Linked DNA regions of Homo sapiens: region 1 is linked to region 2. A link is a contact called in ENCODE Hi-C or POLR2A ChIA-PET data. All regions are on one chromosome and are shown on one strand. Each heading gives the region's core, a stretch centred on a gene start or an enhancer-like site at or near the end of the contact. The rest is flanking DNA. Distances are from core to core; before and after follow the strand shown.

Evidence for each region. A loop is a pair of places that touch in the nucleus more often than their neighbours do. ChIA-PET counts read pairs that join two places held with the same protein, here RNA polymerase II (POLR2A). Pooled maps may share reads with other maps.
Region 1: a map of endothelial cell of umbilical vein shows a loop between it and region 2 (12-fold over the local background). The contact joins the promoter of PAK2 here to the promoter of ACAP2 in region 2. A Hi-C loop is called at or near these places in 2 of 168 maps with a recorded cell type or tissue (ascending aorta and endothelial cell of umbilical vein) and 11 of 50 pooled maps. POLR2A ChIA-PET finds 5 or more read pairs at or near these places in 2 of 52 experiments (A673 and T-cell).

Annotation. Positions count from the first base shown.
Region 1 is chr3:196,737,951-196,743,933 of GRCh38, forward strand. It overlaps PAK2 (p21 (RAC1) activated kinase 2), which reads left to right and starts at 1,907. Exons shown (of 15, transcript NM_002577.4): 1 at 1,907-2,207. RefSeq lists a silencer at 1,698-2,487.
Region 2 is chr3:195,440,976-195,446,561 of GRCh38, forward strand. It overlaps ACAP2 (ArfGAP with coiled-coil, ankyrin repeat and PH domains 2), which reads right to left and starts at 2,045. Exons shown (of 23, transcript NM_012287.6): 1 at 1,820-2,045. The coding sequence starts at 1,872. RefSeq lists enhancers at 960-1,049, 1,589-2,088 and silencers at 1,500-1,549, 1,570-1,789, 1,910-2,409.

The DNA of each region.
Region 1 (5,983 bases), core at 657-3,156, 1.3 Mb after region 2:
CTGGGACCACTTTCTTGACAAATTTGAACTTTAAAACCTTAGTGAGGGAAAATTCTAAAGGGTTATTAATTCTAAAGGGAAAATTTTCTTCTGCCCTGCAAGCCCACTGCAGGCCAAAGTAAACAAATGTCCTGTGTGTCTCCCTGGGCTAGCATAGGGTTTTTTTTCCCCCCAGTCTGTTCTTGGAGGGTATAGCGCCTTGAATTTCCAGTCCTATGCAGGATCACAGTCCTGACTTCTTGTATAGGCCCAAGTCCTTGTCTTTAGTTTCCTGTGCACCTATTAAAACTCTAGAGATTTCTGAGATAAGTAGGTGCCCTCAACACAACCATGGCTTCACTGCCCTGCTTACCACTCTGGTGTCCTGCCCCTTCTTCAGGTTGAGTGTGAAATTTGGAAGACTGTCAGAAACATTCTATTTTCATTCTTGCAAGTTATGCCTTTGAAAGGATGTCTTATTTATCCAGTGTTTCTGTGTGTTTAATAATCAGAGCATTTTTCAGGTTATCTCTTACTGTGCCATGTTGCTCCTTGATTCCTTTCTCTCCTGTACCCACTGCATCAATTGAGTTTTTTGCTCTACATTGATAGAGAAGCACAATTCCTCTTTCTTTCCACTGCCTTCCTACTTTATTTCCCTTCTATTCTTGCATCTCTATACTCCATTATCCACATTGCAGTCTAGTGATCTTAAAGTGTAAGCCAGGTAACATCGCTTTCCTGCTTAAAAAAGCCTTTTAATGGTTTTTTGTAATATAGACTTTTTACCATGGCATTCAGGATCTTTCATGACCTGAATCTTGTCTGCTGTAGTGTTTTCTTAATAGTACCGCCTTCTTGTTCTAGGCCCCAGCTACACAGGCCTTCTTAACTGACCGTAGCAAGCCCTTTTCTTTCTTCTCCTGCCTGTATTGCTTTTCTCTGGGTGCTTCTTATTGCTGTCTCTTTCTGTTCTTGCCTTAAGTGTCACCTCCTTAACGAGGCCTTCTCCGACCACCCTATCCAAAGTAACCTCGCCAAGTTTTTTCTTATACCAGGTGTGACTACTTTAATTACTGCGTCCTCATATAAGCTCCACAAAGGCTTGGTGAATCGTGTTCACCCTTGCATTTCTTTTGTGTTTTTTGTTTTGTTTTTGAGGCATGACGACTCTGTCACGCTGAAGTGCAGTGGCCCGATCTTGGCTCACTGCAGCCTCCTCCTCCTGGGTTCAAGCGATTCTCCTGCCTTAGTCTCCCGAGTAGCTGGGACTACAGATGCGTGCCACCATGCCCAGCTAATTTTTGTATTTTTAGTAGAAACGGGGTTTCATCGTGTTGGCCAGGCTGGTCTCGAACTCCCGACCTCAGGTGATCCGCCTGCCTCAGCCTCCCAAAGTGCTGGGATTACAGGCGTGAGCCACCGCACCTGAACCACCCTTGTATTTCTGATGCTTAACAGTGTCTAGTCCATATCAGACACTCAAATATTTGTAGAATAAGTGAAACATTGATGAACTCCTCCGTGGATAAAATAGGGAAGTCTTAATTTGCAAGGAGGTGATACTTAATTTAGCAGCAAAATTTTAGTTAAGAATTTGTAAGCAAAAAAGCAAAATGGATAACGGATGAATTCCCAGAAACAAATGTCGCGGAGCAGATGTGTATAACAGCAATCGTCTGTCAGCGTCTTCCGTCGGCAGAGACCTGCTTGGAGACAATGCTGAATTAAATGAGGGACTGGCTGCTCCTCTCAATACAAAGACTACCCAAGGAATAAAAGCAACGTCTATCACCGAACTACTACTCCCAGCGGCCCCCGCGCGGGCCTGCCCATGGGAGGTGGCGCTCGTCTCCGCCCCGGGGAGCTCCGGCTTCGGGGCGGGAGGGGTTCTGGGTTCTGGCCCCGCCCCGCCCCGCTCCCCGCCGTCTTCCTCCCCCAGGGTTGTGGCCACGCGCAGCGGCGGCGGTTGTTCCGCTTCCCCTCCGGCCCGGGCCGTCGCCATTGCCGAAGGCTCCCTCCCCTCCCCTCCCTGGCGTGCGCAGGACTCCGCCGCCGCTGGGCCTAGCGGTAGCAGCGGCTGCTCCAGCGCGGCGTCTCTTCCCGCCCCGCTTCCCCTTCCCTCCCCTCCCCTCCCCGCACCGCGCGCTAGCCCGGGGCGGCTCCGCAGCCCGCCGGGAGCTCTGACCGAGGCGCCTCGCTGGGGCGGGGACCTTGCCTTGCCCGGGGTAAGTGCACACAGGCCGGCCGGCGCGGGACGCAGGCCGGGTCTCTTCCTCCTCCTTCCTTCTCCGTGGCCTGGCGGGCGGGAGCGGCCCGGGACGGCCGACCTGCCCCGCGCGGGGCCGGGGAGCCGCCACCTGCGTGCTGGGAGCCGCAGCTCCTGGGGCGGTGGCTCATTGTCTGCTCCCCAGGGCCGTTTTCTTCGCTGGCTTTAGCCAGAAATGGGAAGCTCGCTGGGCTGCGGAGGTCTGACTCTTCCTGGACCCAGCCCTGCTCTGAACCTCGCGGCACCACGGTCTCTGCCGACTCTCGGTCTTCCCTCCCCTCGCGTTTCACCCTCTTCCTTTGCTCCGTTTTCTTAATGCTGGACCAGACTCTCCGGTTTTGTTCCTTGATTTTTCCTCTCACTGATTCTCAGCCCCTGCTTGCTCGCTCTCTGTTCACCCGTTTCACTGCTCAGGAATATTGTCGCGAGTAGCTTGACTGTTTTCTCAGCTCCAGCCTGTAACCTCTTTTCCACATTCCACATTGGTAAAAACGTAGAGCGTCCCGGGCGCTTGAGGGCCACCGCTTACGAACTGATCTTTCGGAGCTTCTCCTCGCTCCTGTTTGAGCTTCAGCCTAGGGGTGAAATTTGCTTCTTTAGATAACTTAGGTGAAGTTAAGATTGGTTTTTCACCATGTTTGGCTCTCTTGGAAACACACGCACGCACAAACACAAAACGTTGCCACTCAACCTTTTAACTAATTCTTTAAAGATAAGTCATCCAAGAACAGAAGCGTGTCATCGTCAGTGGGTGTGAGGTTGTACCCATCCTTGTATCTTAATTTTAGTAGTACTCTCCCTGGGCAGTGTGAGCGTGATTTGTTGTCCCTTGATAAATAACGAACTCCGGTTGATATCATTATCTCACTTCTGCGTTACAGGCGATGTGTCCTTTCTTTGTTTTCTTTTTTAACCTTTATAAAAAGACAAAATGGTTAGGCCTAAAATTAAACTACGAAGAGCTGTGTTTTGGATCAAGGTTGTGCACGTCACGTTTTTTCCCCTGCTGTGTTCGACTCTTCCGCTCTTATAAGTAGGCAGGATATTGAAATGTACAAGAATTTGCTCTGGGGATTTTGTTTTTGTAGGGTTGTCCAATAGAATAACACTCAGTAAAGTTACATTGGGATGAAGGCAGTGAATAGTAATTTTTAAAGCAGGTTAAAACTTGTCAACTTTGCCAGAAGGTCTGTGGCTTCTGTAAAGCCCACTCATGCTCGTGTATATATGAAGAGCCTTTTTCATGTTCTGTTAGGAGTATGGATTTCAGGCAACTTTTTCACTGTGTCATCCTCGGCTATTAAATCTTTCGAGCTACTTATTAGCCAAGCACATTGATTGACACTTATTACGGAAAGTGAACCTGTAATAGATGTAGGTCTTAAACCAACTTTCCGATTTGGTAACAGGTTGACCTAAATTCAGTGTATTTTGTGTTTTCACTAAGTAGCCCATTGTTACCTTTCCCTCCAGCAAGGCTCTGAAAAAAGTGGCTCCAATACTCAGCTTCAATACTGTCATCATTTCTTAAATAGTAGTATCAGTTGTCCTTAACTTAATGGATGTTTTATTGGCCTGAGGGATTAAGGTGTAGAAAGGTTGGAGTTTTGTTGGAGTTTGAAACTTGGTCTGTAGATGTTGGCTTCTCTGCCAGTTTCTTCTAATCAGCAGATATTTTTATGAAGGAAGAGTTCCTGGGTATTTCACTTCCCTTAGGGCCTTGGTTTATGGTTTACTCTCATTCAGAGAGAGATACTATTCTGGACTCCGTGCTATTTAATACTAACCTTGCAAACCCAAATTCAAAATTAAGTTTATAGTTCGAGTATACAGGCGATAGGGCTCTCTGATCTTTATGATAGACAGGTTCCCAAGTAGATGCGGTTAACAATTAATATTTCTTTTTTTTTTTTTTTTTTGAGACGGAGTTTCAGTTGCCCAGGCTGGAGTGCAATGGTGCGATCACCGCAACCTCCGCCTCCTGGGTTCAAGCGATTCTCCTGTCTCAGCCTGCTGAGTAGCTGGGATTACAGGCACGCGCCACCACGCGCGGCTAATTTTGTATTTTTAGTAGAGATGGGGTTTCACCGTGTTGGTTAGGCTGGTCTCGAACTCCCGACCTCAGGTCATCTGCCCGCCTCAGCCTCCCAAAATGCTGGGATAGGCGTGAGCCACGGCACACCACCAACAGTTTCTATTTCAATTATACTTTTTAAGAGAGACTAGAACTTGTTCAGGTAGCTAAAGATAAACTTTCAATTATACTTTTCTAATATTTAAGAACTTCAAGTAGCCAAGGATAAAATGAGTAGGAATTGTTAGATTCTTCCTTTTATCCATCAAAATCGATTATTATTATAATAATATTTGAGTATATTTCTTTTGGCTTTCTGACTTTTACACTTTTGGTTAAAATTTGAAACTGGGTCTTCTTCGCCGGGCGCGGTGGCTCACGCCTGTAATCCCAGCACTTTGGGAGGCCGAGGCGGGCGGATCACGAGGTCAGGAGATCAAGACCATCCTGGCTAACACAGTGAAACCCCGTCTCTACTAAAAATACAACAAAAAATTAGCCGGGCTTGGTGGCAGGCGCCTGTAGTCCCAGCTACTCGGGAGGCTGAGGCCGGAGAATGGCGTGATGAACCCGGGAGGCGGAGCTTGCAGTGAGTCGAGATCGCGCCACTGCACTCCCGCCTGGGCTACAGAGCGAGACTCCGTCTCATTAAAAAAGAAAAAGAAAAAGAAACTGGGTCAACTTCAAGACTTTAAGTCGTAAAGGTTTCCATCAGTTTGGTATAAGAGTTGAGTTTCCAGACTAATCAGAGGGAGGGTGTTAATTGCAAATTGTGTGTCCAAGCTCTTCCTAGTATCCTTTTTGTGCCTTAACAGAGCAGAATAGGAAAGGAAAAAAATCCCTCATTGCCCCCAAAAAATAAAATACTGGTTGTTTTCTTCTGTGATCAGAGTTGAGTTTCATCACTTCTTCCCTTCTAGGGTCACCTGCCTGGTTAAGGGTAGTCAGTCTGAACATTCATTCAGGATTTCAGTGTTCCAGCCTACTATCTCTGAGTTTCTTTAGTACTTACTCCATGTATCCCATGTGGTTAGGAGCTAGAGTCCTGCGTTTGAATTCTTGCTGTTCTACTTTACCCTGGGCAAGATATACATTCTTTTCAAGACTTGCTTTTCTCACCTGTAAGATGGGGATAATAATAATAATACCAATTTCACAGGGATATTTAGATCAAATGAGGGAATGCAGGTAAAGGATTCTGTAATTATAGGTCTTAATAAACGTTAGTTAATAGTCTGTTCTTACATGCTGTAGAGTCGATACTCCTAAACTTAGAATTAAAACTGCCTTCTAGGCCGGGTGCGGTGGCTCACACCTGTAATCACAACACATTAGGAGGCTGAGGTGGGCCGATCACTTGAGGTCAGGAGTTCAAGACCAGCCTGGCCAACATGGTGAAACCTATATTCTCTACTATTCTTTAGTAGAGAATTTAGTATTCTCTACTAAAAATAAAAATATTAGCTGGGCGTGGTGGCGGGCGCCTGTAATCCCAGCTACTCAGGAGGCTGAGGCAGGAGAACTGCTTGAACCCAGGAGGCAGAGGCTGCAGTGAGCTGAGATTGCGCCACTGCACTTCAGCCTGGGTGACAGAGTGAGACTCCGTCTCAAAAACAAACAAACAAACAAACAAAAAACTGCCTTCTAAAAGAACGAAGTTT
Region 2 (5,586 bases), core at 795-3,294:
AACAAAAGTTCACTATAATATTCCCTACAACTTAATCAGTATGTTGCCCTCTTATTTTATATTCAATGATTTCTTTATTTCAAAAACAAAGACATCACATGGTTTGTGACCAACCCCAGTAGCTAGAAGTATTTCCAAATCACTTCTCTCAACTTAAAAAAAAAAAAAAATTAATGTGAAACAAAGGGAGTTCAAAGCTACATCTTCTAAGGGAAAAATGCTGTGATTATTTCACTTAAAAATAAATAGCTGAGTCATAGTAACAAAATTTCACAAAAAGCTGAACTTTCTAAGGTGCACTTTAAAAATTACTCCACTTGCCATGCTGTCCTGGAAACCAACCTGCACGCCTGTCCTAGGAAATCTATTTGTGTCTCTTGAGTCCTTCAATAATGCAGAACATAAAAGTTTCAAAAATGAATCGCAACAACAGCTATCAAAGGAAGTGGGTTTTTTTAAATAATAGCCCTAGGCTCCAATAAAATTAATACCCAAAAATCATCAAAGGGCAAACGCAAAAAGCGTTCTTAAATTTTCTCTAAGTAGCAGTTCCTTAGTTTTACAATTCTTTTCTTTTTCGCTGAAAGGAGAATAAGAAATCCAATTAACAGTGTTAAGGATGAGAACAGTTAGTTCCCAGGCAGAGGATGCAATTTACAATCCAGGCTTGGCCCAGACATTAGCGGGCACACACACGCCAGTGCTCAGAGGAAGCTTCAAGAAATGTCACTATCTAACGGAAGTGTTAAGGCCTTATATTTGTAAGGACTATGACCAGCCCTGTAAATAAATACACTGTAAAACGCAACCTAGAAAAACTCCATTGTCCAAAACAACTCAAGACTTTCCTACTATCCTCAAAACAGAAAGAACCTGTGTCCTGGACGGCCTCAGGACGACCGCCTCTCACATAGAAAGAAGGGCAACCCATGTGAATCGGAGTGCCCCCATGTCAACTCTGTGACAGATCCACTGGGAGCATCCGACTGTGATCCGGGCCCTCCTGGGCAGAGGCTGCTGGAAGAGGAACACACAGGCAATCTTCACGGCCCTCCTACTTCCGTTCTCAAAACAGAAATGCACTTTTCTGCTAGTCCTCCGCCCTCAGCCCGGTACCTCTCGACAGCTGTGCCCCCTTCAACGAGCTTAAGTGGAAAGAAAAGCAGGTAGTCACCAACTAGGGTCCACGGAATGCGGTTGATCACAGCGCTTCCCCCCGCGATTCCCGCACGCATCCACCGCGGGCGCCCTCCGGAGAGTCGCTCTGGCCGGGGGCACCGCGAAGCAGAAGTCGGCGTCCCAGTTCGCCCCCTACTCTCTCCTCCCCGGGGAAGGGGGGCAGAAAAGCGCAAAGAGGAACTAAATGAACTGCAAGAGGATGCCCTGAAAGCTCCCTCAAAGAGGGGGTGGGGAGGGGGTGGAAACCAAGAAGGGGCGGAAGGAAGGGGGAAGGAAGAGCAGCCAGAGGAGGAAGGGGGCGAGAGCGAGCGCCCGCGAAGGGGACGGGACTTCGGGAGCGCGGCTGCACCCCATTTCCCCCAGCGGGAGAGGGTGCGCCGGCCTTCGGGGCGCTCCGCCCCGGCAGAGGGCAAGGAAAGAAATGAGAGGCGACGTCCCCGTCCCCGCCACTTCGTCGCCCCTCGGGAGGGCTCGGTGGGGACTGCAGTGCCCTCGCAGGGTGGGAAACGGCGGCAACAGCCGCTCGCCCCGTCGGAAGGAGCGGACGGCGGGGCCTCCTCCGGGTGCGCGGGCCCGGCTTTCACGCCCCCAGCGCCGGGAAGGCAGCTCCGCGGTGACGCCGGGCGGCCGTGCCGGTTACCTGAAGCGGGGCGAGTCCTTCAGACACTCCTCGAAATCCACAGTCATCTTCATCCTGCCTCCGCCTCGCAGGCGGCGCTGGCAAAGCCGAGGGGGCCGCGGGAGCGGCCGCGCTGGGACGCAGACGGCTACGGCGGGCGCACGGCCGCGACTAGCGTTGCGCGGAGCTGCGAAGGGCGCCTCGCCCGCTGGTCATAGCAGCCGCGAAGACGGCGACGACTAGTCAGGCCCCAGTCCCGCCCCTCTTCCTCCCGCCCCAAGTAGAGCGCTGGCCGCAGGGAAACGGCCGGGGAGTGACAGCAGCGGCCAGCCAGCCACGAACCTGGCGGCCAAGGGGCGGGGCATCCGGCAGCACCGCCTGCGGGCGCCCGGGCAACGGGTCTGAGCGACGGCAACCCGAGCCAATGAGCAGCGCGACCGTGGGCACCTCCTTGCCACAACCGCCCCCGAGGGCCAACCGGGATGCGCGGGCGTCGCTAGGCGGGACGCACCGGTTGCTGGGAGGCCGGCAGCTGAGGTTCCTTGGGAAGGAAGTCACGTGGCTGCGGCCGCGCTTCCCTCCGAGCCCCCGCCTCTTCTCCTGCTCCCCGAGCCCCGCCCTGCTGAGCTGCCAGCCCAGAGGAGCAGTCTCCTGCAGGTCTGAGGAAGGAAATTTGCTTTTCAAAGCAGATTGGCAGAAATCTGAAGAGGTTAGAGGCAGAAATTATAAAAGGAAGAGATAGGCTAAGCCACCTATTCCTTTCAGTTTAGAGAAACTGAGGCCAGAAGAGGAGCGAGGATAACTTTAGTGATAAAATCCATCTTTCATGTATTTGTTCCATAGCTTCATAATCTGGAAATTGCTCCCATGTACATCTTCTCATATAGCCAGAGACCACTTCCTGAAGGAGCTGCCGTTTGGGTTGGACATAGAAAGATTTAGGCAGGTATGGGAGGTAGGGTGCTTCGTGTGGAGGAACTCCTCTCAAAACTGCCGAAAGCATTCCCCCTCACTGACACTTTGCTCCTGGTGGTTTTCACTGTTCTGCCATGGTGGGGTTCTGAAGACCAGGCTCATCGTACTCACCTTGCAACACCTGCCCCTCTAATCCACACTTTTTCTAGAAGCACTTTAAGATACTTATCATCTGATCCTCACGGCAGGTATTTACCATACTCCTTCATTTTAAGATGCCATTGATTGTAAAAAGTACAAAGATGTCTTATATGTAATGAGTAATTTTTAAGCCAACCTAAAAAACACGGGCGTATCTATAAAAATGAATATACAGGGTGTTCTAACAGCATAGTGGCTCTGAGTGAGAATCTGGAGGCAAACTTCCTGGATTTAGGTCCCAGCTTTCTCACTTTAAAATGAACATAACACACAGATCTGATGAAGTTGTCCGGTTAACACAGTGCCACATATCGATCATTCAGTAAATGTTGGCTATTTTAATTGTACCATTTGCCTCTTCAGTACTATAATCAAAGGGCTTAAGTCTAAGTTCTCTCACTTTCACTGTCTGAAGTTTTTGTTTGTCTCAAAAACAATCAAACAATTTCGTTCCGTTCCCCAGGCTGGTCTCAAACTCATGGCCTCAAGTGATCCTTCTGTCTCAGCCTCCCAAAATGCTGAGATTACAGGTGTGAGCCACACACCCAGCCTTCTAAAGTCTTAATATAACTTTCTGACCGTCTGGCTAAGTATAGCGTGATGACATACTGTTTTTCGTAACCCATCAAGAGATATCTTGATCTCTTTAGCATCTTTAGAAATTAACAGTATAGACAGGGCATGGTGGCTCACACCTGTAATCCCAGCACTTTGGGAGGCCGAGGTGAGCAGATTCCTTGCTCCAGGAGTTCCAGACCAGCCTGGGCAACATGGTGAAATCCTGTCTCTACAACTCTACAAAAATATACAAAAAATTAGCCAGGCACATGCCTATAGTCCCAGTTACTCATGAGGCTGAGGTGGAAGGGTCACTTAAGCCTAGGAAGTCAAGACTGCAGTGAGCCATGATTGTGCCACTGCACTCCAGCCTGGGTAGACAGAGCAAAACACTGTATCAAAAGAAAAAAAAAGGAAAAAGGAAAATTAACAGTATAATTCTGAGGCATTTCAGAGAATATAGAAGCATTATATTCATTTATTCTTTGCTTATAAACTTGATTTCTTTTTTAATTGTGTATTCCTGGAAACCACACAGCTTTTCTTGATAGCTAAAAACAGACTATTGACTGTTAAATGTTCAGGGTCCTCAAGCACATTAGTGGTCAGGCCAACCTTCCCTAACATTGTAACTTCAATGTCAAATTTACCAAGACAGTTGGCAATCTCTACTATATTTGGTTGCGTTCCTGATGTGTGACAGCTAATCTGCATATACAATAACTTATTATTTTAATACTTAATCACAGTGTAGCCTTTTAGAAGATACCTAAAGTGACACTTTGGGGTTCAAATTAATATTCAACTGCATGGCACCACAAAGGCAAATAACTAAGCTAATTACCAAGTGAACATCTTTCTGTGGATGGCTAAATTTGCATATACCCAGTTAGTGATAACACTGTCACAATTTTTCTTCCTTGCCCTGTGATAAAGCAAGCATTTGGGGGTGTCAATTCTAAGATAGGTCCTAAATAAAGAAACATTAAAGTGGGATGGGGTGGGAGCAGTGGGTCTTAGAATAAAAGAAATACAATATTATTATCCTCATCTTTTTTTTTTTTTTTGAGAAGAAGTTTTGCTCTACCACCCAGGCTGGAGTGCAGTGGCACAATCTTGGCTCACTGCAACCTCTGCCTCCCAGGTTCAAGTGATTCTCCTGTCTCAGCCTCCCGAGTAGTTGGGATTACAAGCATGCACCACCACACCTGGCTAATTTTTGTATTTTTATATAATAATGGAAACCAAGGTCCCAACATATGAAAATAAATTACCAGGTGACTCAGGCCAAACACAGGCTGCCTGATGCCAGATCCGAACTACTAACTGTCCTCCCTCCCCTTAAGAATTCTGCCTTTGCAGTTGTAACTCTGTCTGCCCGTGTAGCAATCTCCCTTTCATCTTCTCTTTAAAACACCACTCTTATGCCACCCCCTCAGGAAGCTTTCTTGGCCGAAATACAAACCTCTCTATTCAACACACAGTAAAAGTTCCTTACTAGGCCCAGTCTGCACTCTAAAAGAATATAAAGTACCAAACTTTAAATGTCTTCCAAATTTCTTCTCCCCAAACTTCTCAGTCCCTCTCTACAAACCCTCTGGAACCCTGGACACCCATAGTTCTTCATAGAAAGCTGCTGATTTCCTCTGAGAACATTGTTGACCATACATCCTCTTGAGCAGAGGTTGTTCAATCTCTCCTCCCTGGTACTCCTTGGTCAGGATACATAGTCAGCAAAAGGCTTACACTGTCTTACTTTCCTTGTTGCTGTTATCCAGCAATTTCTAGTAACTCCCTGCCTTAGCCTGGCTAATTGCGTTGCAAATTATCTCAAGAAAAGGAAATTACAATGAGGGTGACTGTGGGCACTACTGGAACTGACAAGGGCAGAAACTCAGGCAACTCTTAGGACTGGTTTTCTCTCTTGTCATCTGCATCCTCTCTCTTTCCTACTTGCCCAACCCCATCAACTTTCCTTTCTGCTTTCCTCTAGGTTCTGTTCCCCTGTGAACCTGGTTTGCATACAATCTATCATTGCTACTGATTCCTCTAGAGGCTCCCAGTGGGTAATATAAAACAATGAAACTTTCCAGGTGTGAGCAGCATGCGGTGGT